3 separate regions of the Homo sapiens genome follow, and all the other regions are linked to region 1. Evidence: read pairs that join two places in POLR2A ChIA-PET (ENCODE). Cell type or tissue: MCF 10A. All regions are shown on one strand.

The links. Peaks named below come from ENCODE experiments on the same cell type or tissue, not always from the same donor. Only the 100,000 strongest peaks of a DNase experiment are listed, where the experiment ranks them.
Region 2: POLR2A ChIA-PET joins it to region 1 with 30 read pairs; 18 of 35 experiments call an interaction of 5 or more read pairs at or near these places.
Region 3: POLR2A ChIA-PET joins it to region 1 with 19 read pairs; 16 of 35 experiments call an interaction of 5 or more read pairs at or near these places.

The regions. Positions count from the first base shown.
Region 1 is chr22:40,649,495-40,654,494 of GRCh38, reverse strand. It overlaps LOC124905122 (a long non-coding RNA gene), which reads right to left and starts at 2,647. Exons shown (of 2, transcript XR_007068108.1): 1 at 2,525-2,647; 2 at 1-1,816. RefSeq lists enhancers at 2,096-2,195, 1,677-2,876. In MCF 10A, no CTCF peak of the experiment used is centred here; DNase peaks (open chromatin) are centred at 1,634, 2,314 and 2,674.
Region 2 is chr22:40,432,907-40,437,906 of GRCh38, reverse strand. It overlaps MRTFA (myocardin related transcription factor A), which reads left to right. Exons shown (of 15, transcript NM_020831.6): 5 at 2,353-2,408. Among named protein-coding and RNA genes, the nearest start is that of SGSM3, 65 kb to the right of the region's middle. RefSeq lists enhancers at 877-926, 997-1,046, 1,167-1,296, 1,557-1,616. In MCF 10A, a CTCF peak has its summit at 793 (motif pointing left); a DNase peak (open chromatin) is centred at 766.
Region 3 is chr22:40,509,889-40,514,888 of GRCh38, reverse strand. The region is part of intron 3 of MRTFA (myocardin related transcription factor A); the gene reads left to right. Among named protein-coding and RNA genes, the nearest start is that of MRTFA-AS1, 9.4 kb to the left of the region's middle. RefSeq lists an enhancer at 3,760-4,304. In MCF 10A, no CTCF peak of the experiment used is centred here; DNase peaks (open chromatin) are centred at 2,238 and 3,078.

The DNA.
Region 1 (5,000 bases):
TCCTATCCTACTTCCAAAATGCTGATGTTACTGAGCTCTGAGTTACTATATAACTCTTATCTTAAAAAAAGGAAAACAAAACCAAAATGCCAACGTCAAGGAAATCGCCACACTTCAGTTGGTCTCAACCCTTGTATTTTTAGCCCTTAGAGACAGCCCCTCTGTGGCCTACCCTCTTCGGCCTTTTGCCCAGTGGTGGTCAGTCCCTTCCCACTTCAGTTCTGCAGCATCTGGGTCCTGATTTCACGCACAACTGTTTGCAGAAAAAACTGAGGTGGGGTGAAAGGAAAATCCGGTTCTTTTAGAACTCCTGTTTTTGTTGAGCACACGTGACCCTTCAGGGTCAGGCCTCTTCTCTCACCACCACCTCCTGCTTCCCCCCATACCCCGTGTTACCCTTAAACATCTTAGGGTTTCCAGAAAGGGCTGTGTGCTCCTGTAACTTCTGCACATGTCGACCCCTCGGGCCATTTTTTTTTTTTTTTAAGACAGAGTCTCATGCTGTCGTGCAGGCGGGAGTGCAGTGGTACAATCTTGGCTCACTGCAACCTCTGCCTCCTGGGTTCAAGCAATTCTCCTGCCTCAGCCTCCCGAGTAGCTGGGACTACAGGCACGCACCACCATGCCCCAGCTAATTTTTATATTTTTAGGAGAGACGGGGTTTCACCATGTTGTCCAGGCTGGTCTCAAACTCCTGACCTCATGATCCACCCGCCTCGGCCTCCCAAAGTGCTGGGATTACAGGCGTGAGCCACTGCGCCCGGCCCCCCTCGGACCTTTCTTCTCTTGGCCGCCTCCTCAGCTGTTCTTCACAATGCAGCAGAATGACCTTCTGGAAGCTCCCTGCCCTCGGCTCCCTACTCTCTGCTCCCTACCCTGTCCTCCATCAAACAGCTAGTGTGGCCATACTGCAGCAGATGCTGCTGGTGCCTCCCCAGGTCGCTTTACCAGGCTGCTCACCGGTCCTCCAGCTGCTGCAAGTCTTGGGTCTACAGACTCGCAGCTGCCCCCCACCTGTCCCCTTATGTGGAGGGGCCCTTGGCTGACAAGCACCCACCACCTCACCTATCAGCCCCATCCAAAGCCTGAAAGGAGGCAGACAAGGCCATTCTCTTTGCCTCTAAGGGGGCCACTCTGCTTGGAGCCCACTCCTCTAACCCAGGCCAAGGCTAGACCTGAGCCCAGCTCAGCAATTTCTCCTTCAATACCTGCTTTCCTTCCCCCTTCCCCCTTCTCCCCTGCCCTCCCCCTCTTTTCTTTTTTTGAGGGGGAGTTTTGCTCTTGTCACCCAGGCTGGAGTGCAGTGGCCAATCTCAGCTCATTGCAACCTCTGCCTCCCGGGTTCAAGTGCTTCTCCTCCCTCAGCCTCCCGAGTAGCTGGGATTACAGGCACCTACTGCCACGCCTGGCTAATTTTTGCATTTTTAGAAGAGGCAGGGTTTCACCATGTTGACCAAGCTGATCTCGAACACCTGACCTCAGGTGATCCGCCCACCTTGGTCTCCCAAAGTGCTGGGATTACAGGCGTGAGCCACCGCACCCAGCCCTTACAGGCATCTTCCTTCAACAAACCTCAATAACCAGACCCCTGCTTCGGGCTAAGGCGCTAGCACATTCCATGGTGATTAACCATTTTTCTTATTGTCTCCAGACTAGACTCTGAGCACCCGGAAGGCAGGAAGGTTGCCCACACCTCCCAGGTGGGGGCCTGGCACAGAGCAGGTTCTCCGCGTTGAACTCTCAAGCTTCCGGGTGGTTCTGCACAGCTCCCCTTGCCTTTCTTTCTCTACCACCATTTCTTCTCCTCTCCTCTCCCCTAGAAGGGCAGAGATCCGTTTGTCAAGGCTAAGTTTGGGGTGCGGTGGGAAGGGCAGGAGGTAGAGCTGGCCAACCTTCCAATCCCCGGCCCTCCTGCCCGACCCCACCAACCCCGTCCTGCCTCATGGAACTTAGGTTTGAAACACAGGGACGAACCGGAGGATGGCCTGCCAGCCGCAGGGCAGGCCACAGCGGAGCCCTGGGGCGCTCCCCGGTGCTGGGGTGTGGGGAGGTGGCAGCTGTGTGCCCCATCCCGGGAACAGGCTGCACGGGCCCGCGTGCAGAGAGCCCACCCCGGGACCAGGCTGCACGGGCCCGCAGACAGCATCACAGCCTGGGCTGGCAGCCTTTTCCAAGGGCTGCTCTTGACTTCCGCCTCCCTCTCCCGTCACTTCATCAACACTCTAGGAACCATGGTGAGCCCACGCTTCTTCATTCATTCCCGCCCACTCACAGCACAAGCCCACGTCACAGGAGGCATGACTCGCCTCAGAGGCTGATTAGCTTTCCAGGCAGCATCCAGCTCACGCAGGCGCTGAGTCAGTGCCGCCGAAGCCTGGCCAGGAGGGAGGTGACTCAAGCCCGAAACTGTGGGTCTCCTCCCCTCCAGCCCTGCCAAGCAGCCAGCGGCCGGGAGAAGCCACCAGGGGCCAGGCCCTGGGCTAATGCTCTGGGTGCTAAGCCCTCCTAAGTCCCCACACCCCACCTGTAAGGCACGTATGTGGTGCCAGCTGCCCCGCAGTCTCTCTCCCCATTTCCCGGGTGAAGACCCAACAACCCCCGGGCTTCCAGCCGGGCTCCACAGCATGGGGCGGAGGCAGTAGTAACTGACCCGGATGTGGCCATGTTGATTGGCTCAGGGCTGGGCATGTGATCTGTTGGAGCCAATGAGAGGCATTGAGACTCAGGCTAAAATATCTGGGACAAAGCCTCTCATCGTTTTTTTCACTGGACTCAAAACTCCAGGGGTGCTAGAGCTGGAGCTGGAGCTGCTGGCTCCAGCTTGCCAGCATGTGAAACCTGCCACTGACACCAACCCTGCGGAAAAGAAAGAGAAATGGCAGGAAACTGAGTCCTGGTTATATTCTGGAGTCCTGAATCCAGCCATACCTGAAACTGTTATACTACAGGGACTTTTGGAATTTCCTGGCTTAATGCAGTCCTTTTGCTTAAGTTAGTCTGTTTCCTGTCACTTGCAGTTGTAAGAATTCTAATCAGTACCAGCATTTGCTACCACATTTAACTAATCCTAAAACATGATTTTTTTTCATTTTAATGGAATCATCATTGCTTGCAAATTTGATAAATTAAACATAGCTGTTCATATTGTCTTAACTTCAGCTGAGTTAGGTGCAGTGTTGGTGCTGCGTGTACTGAATTGAGGGCTATTTAAAATGTCTTCAAAAAATTATATAGTGACTCAGCATTTGGATAAAAAGTGATTATGTAGAGAGAAAGGCAAGGACACTGAGCTATAGGGAATGAGCTTAATATTAGTGAAACAACTTTTCTCTTTGGAGAAACAACTGCTCTTTCCTGACAAGGCAACATGCAAGTGCTTTGTAAAACCGAATACAGGAAGATACCCACAAGTAGAATTTGTGTTACATTTTGCTCCTGAGATATGGATAAAAAGATTGACTATGTATCATACACCAAGCAATGCAACTGAAGGCAGGAGAAATTGTGGAATCTCACAAAACAGGTGAGAGGAATACAAAGTAACAAGTTACTGTGACTAATTTGTGACTTTGTGCAGAGCTACCGTTAAGACACTGCACTGTTGGCCGGGCGCGGTGGCTCACGCTTGTAATCCCAGCACTTTGGGAGGCCGAGGCGGGCGGATCACGAGGTCAGGAGATCGAGACCATCCTGGCTAACACGGTGAAACCCCGTCTCTACTAAAAATACAAAAAATTGGCCGGGCGTGGTGGCGGGCGCCTGTAGTCCCAGCTACTTGGGAGGCTGGGGCGGAAGAGTGGTGTGAACCCGGGAAGCGGAGCTTGCAGTGAGCCGAGATTGCAACACTGCACTCCAGCCTGGGTGACAGCCCTTGCTGGACCCACAGAGAGCTGACCAGCCACAACTAAGCAGGGCATTGTAGCTAAGAGGCTGGACTATGGCACTGGATGGTCTGTGTTCCAATCACAGCTCTACCATTTACTGCCTGTTTGAGCTCAGCTAAATTACTTAACCTTAATCTATAACCATCAGAATGCATTATCACTCGCATTTTGCAAAAGTGCCCTTAAAGTCACCTGCACTGGGCGCAGTGGCTCACTCCTGTAATCCCAGCACTTTGGGAGGCTGAGGTGGGTGGATCACCTGAGGTCAGGAGTTCGAGACCAGCCTGGCCAACATGGTGAAATGCCGTCTGTAAAAATACAAAAATTAGCAAGGCATGGTGGCACACACCTGTAATCCCAGCTACTCAGGAGGCTGAAGCATGAGACTTGCTTGAACCCTGGAAGCAGAGGTTCCAGCGATCAGAGATGGCACCACTGCACTCCAGCCTGGGCAACAGAGTGAGAAGTGAGACTCTGCCTCAAAAAAAAAAAAAAAAAAAAAATCCCTTGCTCAAAGTCACAAGCTGACTTTGAACATTATGGACCTAATCATTACATCTCATCCATACTGGGTTCCTACTGGTCAAGAGGAGTGGAGAACTGGGGACATCTGTACATCCCTGCTCTGCTCCTAAGCACTCTGGCCTAGACTGGCTGAGCGGAGGTAGAATCAAGTGGTTACAATGGCCTGGCCTTCAATGATATTTGCTGTCACACTGTTTCAGTTCACTAGCTTGGGCCTAAAGAGAGATCCCCTGCTCCCCATAAATCTTTATGTCTACTGTTTGAGTAGTGCCAGTAGGTCATGCCTTGGGTTGTAGTTTTTCCTTCTCTAGGTATTTTATTTATTTATTTATTTATTTATTATTAAATAATTGGGGGGGAGGGGGGCTCAACTCCTCCCCAAAGTGGGTTTATCAAGGATTTTTTTTTTTTTTTTTTGAGACATGGTCTCACTCTGTCATCCAGGCTGGAGTGCAATGGAGCAGTCTCAGCTCACTGCAGCCTCTGCTTCCCAGGCTCAGGTGATCCTCTCACCTCAGCTACCCAAGTACCTAGGACCACAGGTGCGTGCCACCGTGCTCGGCTAATTTTTAAATTTTTTGTAGAGATCGT
Region 2 (5,000 bases), 220 kb after region 1:
GGCACTTGGGGAATGCTGTGAGTGACTAAAAAAATAGACAAAACCCTTGCTGTGCTCTGATGGGGACATGTTGTAAATGTAAACGTGGGAGACTGAGAGTAAACAAGAAAAGTATGTAGTATTCCGCCTTTTTTTTTTTTTTTTGAGACGGAGTCTTGCTCTGTCTCCCAGGCTGGAGTGCAGTGGCACTATCTTGGCGCACTGCAACCTCTGCCTCCTGAGTTCAAGTGATTCTCCTGCCTCAGTCTCCTGAGTAGCTGGGATTACAGGCACCCTCTACCATGCCTGTACAAAAATGTTTGTATTTTTAGTAGAGACGGGGTTTCACCATGTTGGCCAGGCTCGTCTCGAACTCCTTACCTCATGATCTGCCCACCTCGGCTTCCCAAAGTGCTGGGATTGCAGGCGTGAGCCACCATGCCCAGCCAGATACGTAGTATTTATATAAAGACTGTCAAGACAGTGATGAGTGCTGCGGAGAAAAATGAGGCAGAAAAGGAAGCTGGGGTGGGGTGGACAGTGTCCGTTTTCTCTTGATTCTTTGTACTTACTGTCTCATGCATGTGCTAAGCTTTCCAAGAGCCAAGGTTACGTGTGATGCATCACACCCGGGTTCCTGCAGAGCAGGACGTTTGGAGTTGAGCTAGCGTTACACAGTAGAAGCAGGTGCAGGGGGTGTCTATTTACCCACTGAAATGCCCACGACCTGCCCATGTAAGAAGTGGGGAATCCTGGATAGTGCCCAGGTAGGTTGGGGAGGTAACTTGTACTGGTTTTTCTTTGATGTTATTTGTTAAATCTAGAGCTCCCCCTTCTGTTAGAAGATGGGATCTCAGTAGTACTTTTAAGACTGTAGTTTCTTTTTTATCTTAAGATTCACAAAAAATTTTTAAAAATAAATACCACTGGGACAATTGAAGCTTTCTTCTGGGACTGCTGTTGCTGAGGCCCAGCCCCCCGCTGGGGGTGGAGAGGAAGGAGGAAGAAGCACAACGGCCCAGGCAGGATAGGGTCCTATCTATGCTCTCTTGCTACTTTTAGCAGCTCCTTAACCCTGCACTCCTACCGCAGCCAGCAGCCTAGCAAAAGTTATCTCTGCTCGCAGTTTCACAGCTCTTTGGAAATTCTAGGGCAGGAGAAGTGAAACTGACCACAGTCTTATAAATTTCTCTCTTATTGCCTCTGTTCCCTACTTGAAGTGAGTCAGGCCTTTCCCTCTCATCCTCAGAGTGTCTTAAGTTGCTATTTGTCCTTACAGCCAAGTTTTTGACAAAAGGAGTCAGACCTTCCATTCATGGTGCAGCCTTTCTGGAGGCTCTTGGTTTGGTCTTGCCACCTGAGTGTTGTTTGCAGAAGTCGAGACTTGTGGTCTTTGTGTGGTATCCCCAGAATAGAGCTGAGCCCTTCGTCTCAGCTGTCGGTTGTGTGTGTTCCTTCACATACAATTGCCATGGGGTTCTTTTAGTCCTTAGAGATGAAATTCAAGTTAATTTTAGCAGCACTATAAATAACAGGTGCAGTGAAGAAGGAAATAGTGCCGAGTGGACATATATCTTTTTGGTTTTAACTGTCCCATTGAAACAGTTTGGCCACTTTATGATTCCTCGTGAGGTTGAGGAAGTAAGGTTAATTTGGCATGCATCTGTGCCCCTTCCTGTGTGCAGGTGTCCTGAGAATAATGTGAGGCCTAGCAGGCGTTCTTGGAGTCCTAGCTGAAGGGGGATTTGCGGCTGACGGTCCAGTCATGGGCCAGGGTGTTTGTTAAAGTTACATTCCATGGGTGCACTTTATATAGCCCAAGCTTAGGCAGTGACAGTTCCCATTAGGAGTCATATTTTGGTTTCTACCAAAACTGTTTGAATGGGGTAGCTAAACCATAAAGATACATGCTTACTCAGGTGTCATTGCCTTCACTTCAACTGATATTTATAGTACTACTAACAGTAATGTGATTTTTTTTTTTTTTTTTTGGGGGACGGTTTCTCGCTCTGTTGCCCAGGCTAGAGTGCAGTGGCGCAATCTCGGCTTACTGCAAGCTCTGCCTCCCAGGTTCACGCCATTCTCCTGCCTCAGCCTCCCTTGTAGCTGGGACTTCAGGCGCCCACCACCACCACGCCTGGCTAATTTTTTGTATTTTTAGTAGAGACAGGGTTTCACCATGTTAGCCAGGATGGTCTCGATCTCCTGACCTCGTGATCTGCCTGCCTCAGCCTCCCAAAGTGTTGGGATTACAGGCGTGAGCCACCACGCCCAGCCAGTAACATGAATTTAAGATGCCTTCTCCACTGAATATCGTAGCACTAGACATGATGCTTCGCTTGAAGGTAATCTTTACGGTTCTTCTCTCAACAGCTTTGAAAAGTCCAGCCGCATTTCATGAGCAGAGAAGGAGCTTGGAGCGGGCCAGGGTAAGGTACCTTTTTTCCCCCTCAGAACTCCCAAAGAGCATTTTCAGAGCTCATTGCATTGCTGGTTATATTTCCATTTAGAGCTTTCCATAGAACTCTGAGGCCAGAGCCTGCTAGACTCTAGGGCCAGCCCTGGCCTTGTGGTTTTAAATGGAAAGCTCTGCTTCTCCTACTTCATCCCTTCTCTCATTTACCTCCCATGGTGATTATATGGAACATGATTGGAATGAGGTTTCTCTTTTTGTACATTTAAGGATATGGAATGATCACCCGATCCTCCTTGCCTGAATTTTGGAGTGCTTTGGAGACCACTGGTATTTCCCCATCTTTAATTCCACTTAACGTTTTGTAGATGTTGGGACACAAACATTAGCCAATGGAAAAGCTTCCCAAGTCCGGGGTTACACTGGCCACACCTCACAGGACGGGCATTCCAAGGGGCAGGAAACCTTCTTGGTCTCCATCTGCCCAGAGTAGGTGGTATCCACTTGACTCTTGTGGAAAGCAGAAACTGGCCCACACTCCAAGCCCAAGTTTTCTGCCACAGCACCTTACTTGCGTCCCCATCCCAACTCTGTTTCGGTTCCCCAGGGGCCCCTGAGGAATATTCTGCTGCCCAGTGTGGGTAGAGATGGGGAAGTCACCAGAACTTGCTTCCCCCTCACACTCCCTTTACTTTTTCCTTTCACATAAAATCATGGGAAGATAATCCCCCTAGACAGATCATGGGCTGCATCTCCTTAAGACCCACGGCTATTTTATTTTACTTTATTTTTTGAGACGGAGTCTCACTCTGTCACCCAGGCTGGAGTGCAGTGGCGTGATCTCAGTTCACCGCAGCCTCCGCCTACCAGATTCAAGCGATTCTCCTGCCTCAGCCTCCCAAGTAACTGGACCTACAGGCTCCCGCCACCACGCCTGGGTAATTTTTGTATTTTTAGTAGAGATGGGGTTTCACCATGTTGGCCAGCCTGGTCTCAAACTCTTGGCCTCAAGTGATCTGCCTGCCTTGCCCTTCCAAAGTCCTGGGATTACAGGCATGAGCCACCACACCCAGCCTCACAGCTATTTTAGAGTCTCAGAAATATTTACCTCCAAGACTTTTTTTTTTTTTTTTTAAACTTTCTTTCATTCCCCTCTCCCCAGAAAATCATGATTAATTCTTAGAGTAAGTGGAAAGAATGAGGTCATGGGTCCTGGGAACCAAAGGAGTAACAAGCAGCAGTGGTTTAGTTTGCTGAGAGCACTGGAGAGTACAGTGTTGGGGGAAAGGATGGCGTTGCCTGTGCGCCTATTCGGTCAGAAGACTGGGCACCATTTACTTGACTGCTTCTCAAATAGGCAGGGACCAGCAGAGCTGATTAGAAGAGACTGTTTTATTGAGCACCTTTATGTAAGAGGTTGTATCTGTTTCTTTTTTATCCTCACATCAACTCTTATGAATTAGGTGGTATTATCCTCATTTTATAGATGCAGCTAAGAGAAGTTAACTCACTTGTCCAGCCAATAAGTGGCAAAGCTGGGAGTCAAACCTTTGTGGATTCTAGATTTTTTTTGAGCAAAATGATTTTATTTCCTAACACATGGTAACCATAACGTTCAATTTGCTTACCATGCACATCTATTCACAAATGACTTCCACATTACAATAACTACTTCCATATTTACACATGTACTAAAAATTATCTTAGTTGAGATATGAAACATGAATATATTGGATTGGTTATAGCAGAATTTGCTTTACTTAATTCTAAAAGCTTAAAGCTTTGAAAAGCTGCTACTTTTGCATCTCATACTTCCAGATGAATAAGACACAGCAATATCAGCTCGTATTCAAGAGAAGTTTCATTTCTTTTTCTGGTGTTGGAACCAGCTGCTCACATCTGTGCGTGCTACATAAGGCAGCTATACATGGTGGTGGGAAAGCATCCACAATGGCTTCAGCTATGTCAGGATCACACTTGAGGGGCTCTGAGATGCTGTTGTATTTACACAACTGATTGCTTTGTTTTCCTTTTTTTGTAATTTTAGAGGTGGGATTTTGCTATGTTGCCCAGGCTGAATCCCAACTCTTGGGCTTAAGCAATCCTTCTGCCTTTGACCTCCTGAATAGCTGGGATGTGTAGGCATCTACCACTGTACCTTGTCAAACTGATTTTGTTCCCTCAGTTTTCTTCGACACAAATGTGCTTCAGTGGTCATGAATGCCTTTAATGATATCAGTTGCAAAATCCGTATCTTTAAATTTGGCCCTGAAAGTTCTCTGGTTTTCCATCAGAGACCTTATACCCTCTAAACCAGTCCAGAGTAGCCTCTAGGTAGTCAGGTTTCAGCCATTTGACATCATTAATATGTTTACTATTTGTCACAAAGGATACAACTCAGGAACAGCCAGGTGGAAGAGATGTGTAGGTATGTGGGAAGGGATGAGGAGCTTTTGTGCTCTCTCCAGGTGGGTGTGTCACCCTCCTAGCACCTCCATGCCTTTAACAAACCAGAAGCTCCTCCATATATTTTCTTAATCAGTACTATATTCTACCTCAGTCATGGCCACTGGTCAGAGCTTCAGATGGCTTAGAGAATAAGTCTTCC
Region 3 (5,000 bases), 140 kb after region 1:
AGGAGAAACCATTTCATTCTGTGTCCAGGTCCTTCAACCCAACTATTTCTCCAAAGAAATGTTTCCCTGAAGAGCATGTACAAACCGTTCCTTTGTAAGAGGTAGGAAGGGCTGGGCGTGGTGGCTCACATCTGTAATCTCAGCACTTTGGGAGGCCGAAGCGGGTGGATCACTTGAGGTCAGGAGTTTGAGACCAGCCTGGCTAACATGGTGAAACCCTGTCTCCACTAAAAAAAAACATACAAAAATTACCCGGGCATGGTGGCTTGCATCTATAATCCCAGCCACTCAGGAGGCTGAGGCAGAGAATTGCTTGAACCCGGGAGGTGGAGCTTGCAGTGCACCAAGTTCATGCCATCGCACTCCAGCCTGGGCGACAGAGTGAGACTCTGACTCAAAAAAAAAAAAAAAAAATGTAGGAGGGACATTTTTGTTTTTGGCCATCTGTAACTCCCCCCTCCCCACCATTCATTTTAAGAAACATGATTCTCAATTCTTAGGAAATTATAAAGATATATAAACCACAGTTTTCATATCCACATTCCTGAATGGATACACCTCTCCCCAGAGTTGAATCAGAGGTTTCTCTTTTTAACTTTTATTATTTATTTATTTATTTAATTATGTATTTATTTGTAGAGATGGGATCTTGCTCTGTTGCCCAGGCTGGAGTGCAGTGGCGTGATCTTGGCTCACTGCCAACCTGGGTTCAAGCGATTCTCTTGCCTCAGCCTCCCGAGTACATGGGACTGCAGGTACATGCCACCATGTCTGGCTAATTTTTTTGTATTTTTTAGTAGAGATTGGGTTTTGCCGTATTAGCCAGTCTGTTCTCTATCTCTTCACCTCACTCAGGTGATCTGCCTGCCTCGGCCTCCCAAAGTGTTGGGATTACAGGTGTGAGCCACCGTGCCCGGCCTCTTTTTAACTTAAAAAAAAAAAATTATTACTTTAACTAGAGACAGGCTCTCACTATGTTGCCCAGGCTGGTCTCAAACTCCTGGCTCAAGTGATTCTTCTGCCTCAGCCTCCCAAAAATGCTAGGATTACAAATGTGAGCCATCACGCCCAGCCCAAAAGTTGTCTCTTATTAAGGAGCTAGCACATATTTAAAAGCACTACATATTTTGCCTTACTGATTAGTGATTTTATTTTTTTATTAATGTACTTAGTTTTGTTCAGGATTTGGAGATCATTGTGGCATATTTAAGTCAAAGGACTCATTTTTTTTTTTAAATGGCAAGCATTTTGTCTTTTCCTTTTCTTTTTCTTTTTTTTTTTTTTTTGAGATGGAGTCTTCGCTCTTGTTGCCCAGGCTGCAGTGCAATGGTGTGATCTTGGCTCACTGCAACCTCTGCCTCCTGGGTTTAAGTGATTCTCCTGCCTTAGCCTCCCAAATAGCTGGGATTACAGGCACACACCACCATGCCCAGCTAATTTTTGTATTTTTAGTAGAGATGGGGTTTCACCATGTTGGCCAGGCTGGTCTCGAACTCCTGATCTCAGGTCATCCACCCGCCTTGGCCTCCTAAAGTGGTGGGATTACAGGCGTGAGCCACCGTGCCAGGCCTGCAAGAAGTTTAACAGCTCAAACTCAAACCAAGAGTGTTAGTGTTTTAATATTTCTGCTTCTTGTCCGTTAATTCTTACCTCCTGCATCTCAGAATACTTCTAAGGTTTCTAAGATTGACACTTTTTGTGAGAGATTTGGTACTCCTGAACACTTTTGGCTTAGACTACTCAGTTTCAAAAATTGTTTTCATAAGCTCATCAGATGGCTTTAAACTTGGTGTGGTGGTAGTGGGATGAAAGTGCCACAAACAGACTCACTCCTTGTAAAACTTTCCTTTCTTCTAATTATTTTGTTACTTTAAGCTTTCTAAATTGTCTGTGTTACCTAGAAATTTCTTTTCATAGCAAAATAGTTACATAAAATAAAATTTAGAGAATTTATAGTTTAACAAATGTTCATAACTAATCATGATAAAGATGGATCAGTTAAAGTTTACAAATTACTTTTAAGATGCACATTGCGAAGTGGTGGTGTTATGGGTATGAATTTCTTAGCTTTTCAGGATGTCATCCTTTTAGCCCTGTAGCTAAAACTCAAGAGGCTACATGTTCAACCATAAAACATTAGCCTCTGCCAACATTACATCAGCTCCACAAAACCTCACTGGCTAATTATCCCTTGGGACTAGGACATGGATTTGGCAGCTTGTGAAAGCTGCTTTTTCCAATTTCTCCCTTACTGGCTGTGACATATCCCAAAGGAATGAAGTTGAGAAATAATCATCTTTCGAAAGCTCTCAACCTCTCATTCCCACAGTGGTTCTCATGGTTAGGGATAGATGATCCTTTCTTCCACTTGAGGAATCCCTTTAGCTTATGATGTATTCTTTCAGTAGTAACCAAGGTACCCTGAGTGGAAGGATGATGGCAAGGATCCTCATTAGGTATGTTTCTAGGTGATTGTCTATAAGGAATTTAATGCTTCTGTTAGGATCTTCTTTATATTACCAAAATTGAAGAAGCTGGAAGACCAGCATTGGGACCCATGTGTGGTTATCATCTGTGTCCATTGACATTTGCTGTAAGAATTAGTATTGCTCATTTAACATCTCCTTTTGATGAGCACCTGTAAAACAACTTTTTTGAGGACACTCTTGGATAGCAAAAAGAACTGTATGATCTTAATCTCTTTTAGCCTCAGTTTATTTATCCTAAAATAAAGATATGGTACTTGGCCTTATTTTCCTCACAAGGGACCGTAAGGATGGAAGGAGATGACACATATGAACTAATTTCATAGTGACCTACTAGTCACCCTATATAGTGGGCCCATTCTAGGCCTCATCTCACCTGTTCTATGTTCCCTCCTCGTTCTGTACTACTCAGGATTTTTCACATAATCTTGGTTCACCTAAGCATAAAATAAATATATTGGAAAAGTATTGGATAGTGCACAGCCTTAAAAGGAAGGCTGGATAACACAGTTCAGAAAATGAGCAGAAACTGAGTGAGGCAAGACATAGTAAAGACCATGTAATGGGATCAGTTGGCTGAGGACTCTCTCTAGCACTGCTTGCTGGACCTTCTCTGCCACTGCTGCTGGCCTGGTCTCCCATGAACATCTGTTACTACTGGCACTGCCACCAGTAGGCACTTGCCACAGTGCCATGAATAATTTCTGATTATATTTTCCACCTTTGTGTTATTCTTTCAATATTCAAAGATCTACATAGGAGGATCTGATTGACTTGGGTTATATATTTGTGAACTAGATGCCAGGGAACAGAGAGAGGGAATTTCTGTTACTGTCAGTTCCTGTAGTGGGAAAAGGTGACTGCCTTTCCCCGTCTTAGAATTTCCTCCAAATAGGAAAGGTATTCACATGTGATACGTGTATATGTATCTATATCCCTGACCTGTTTACTGAGTTCTAGATTCAGTTAATCCACTAATTCTTCCCACCTGGACATCTAAATGACTAGTGTGCACTTAAAACTGATATCGCCATTCTCAGTGACTACTCCCAACCTGCATTCCCTAATTTATAGTGCCAGTTGCCCTAGCCAGAAAATTAGGAGTCAGTCTCAATTCCTCCTTTCTTGTTGTACTTGTCATATCTATTTGACTTGTGAGTTCTCTAGATTTTACCTCTACCTTGACTTCTTATATTTTGTCTCTCTGCCCTATATCATATTGTCAGCATTTTTCTCTGTGGTTTCAGGGGACTTGTTATTGGGCTCCCTGGCTATAGTTCAACTCTCCTCCAATCTGTCCATTCAGCTGCCAAGATACTTTCGCTAACTACCAATTCTAATCATTTTCTTTCTCCTGCTCAGAATTCTTCCATTTCTTGTGGGGTAAAACTTAAGCTATTTTATTTGTCTGGTCTCTGACTATGTGGTTATCTCATATCACTTCCAAACTCACAGTCCCCAGCAGTACTGACCAGCTTTTGGTTCCCAGAACACTTCGTGCTTTTTTTAAAAAAAGCACATATATTCCTTTGCATATAACCGTTAGTCTTTCTGCTTGCCAGCCTTCTGGCCTCACTTCAAGGGCTGTCTCTTCTGAGATGTGTGCTGTCTTTGATTCCCCCAGAAACTTCGGTGCCCCTTCTGCTGTGCTCTCCTTATGTTTACTGCATACCACCAAAGACTGATTGTTTGCTGCATTTTCATTCCTAGCAGGTCTCATTGTTAGAAGTATGGCCCCTTTAAAGCAGGGGTGGTATCCAATTTCTGTATTGCCAGTTCCTAACACATAGCAGGTACATAATAATTTTTATTTAATGATTCAGTGAAAGCACTTTGAGAAGTAAAGCACTGTACACATGATATTTTCATCACTGGCATTTTCTTGTAAGCATTTAGGACCTTTTGAACTCTAAAATTCTGTTTTGTATTAATCTGTTTCTGGAGAACATTTCGGGTTTTATTTCAATCAATTATTTATCTGCAGGTGGCCAGAGGTTCAAGAACCCTACCAGCCCCTCACATGAGCTTGCCTTCTTTGTGATCAGCCTTATATATTCCTTCACCGAGAAGTTGCTTAAATGTACTTTCCTTTAGTTTTCCCGGCCTCTCACCTAATGTACATTTTAATCCTGAATCATGATTTGCTTAATGTGTGACACCATTCCTTACCCCCAGCCACTAATTCAATCACTTTACTTTAGTTGTCCTAGTTATTGTAAATTATACAGTGGCTGGGACCTTACACTGTATTGGTACTCCAGAGACTATCTAGAGAATCTGGAGACATATCTGTCAATTTGACTGGATTGCTGGTTCTGCAATTCTTTTTCTCTCATCCCACAGCTCTCATTTGGGTTCTGTACTCCCACTGGGGGCCTTGGCAGAGCAAACAGTATTAACTTCACTTTTTTTTTTTTTTTAAAGTACTTGGCTGCTGTTTCTTGATTTACTGCAGTGGGAAGAATACGTTTTGATTTTTTTTTTTTTTCTTGTTCCTCCCTCTGAGGGAGCCTG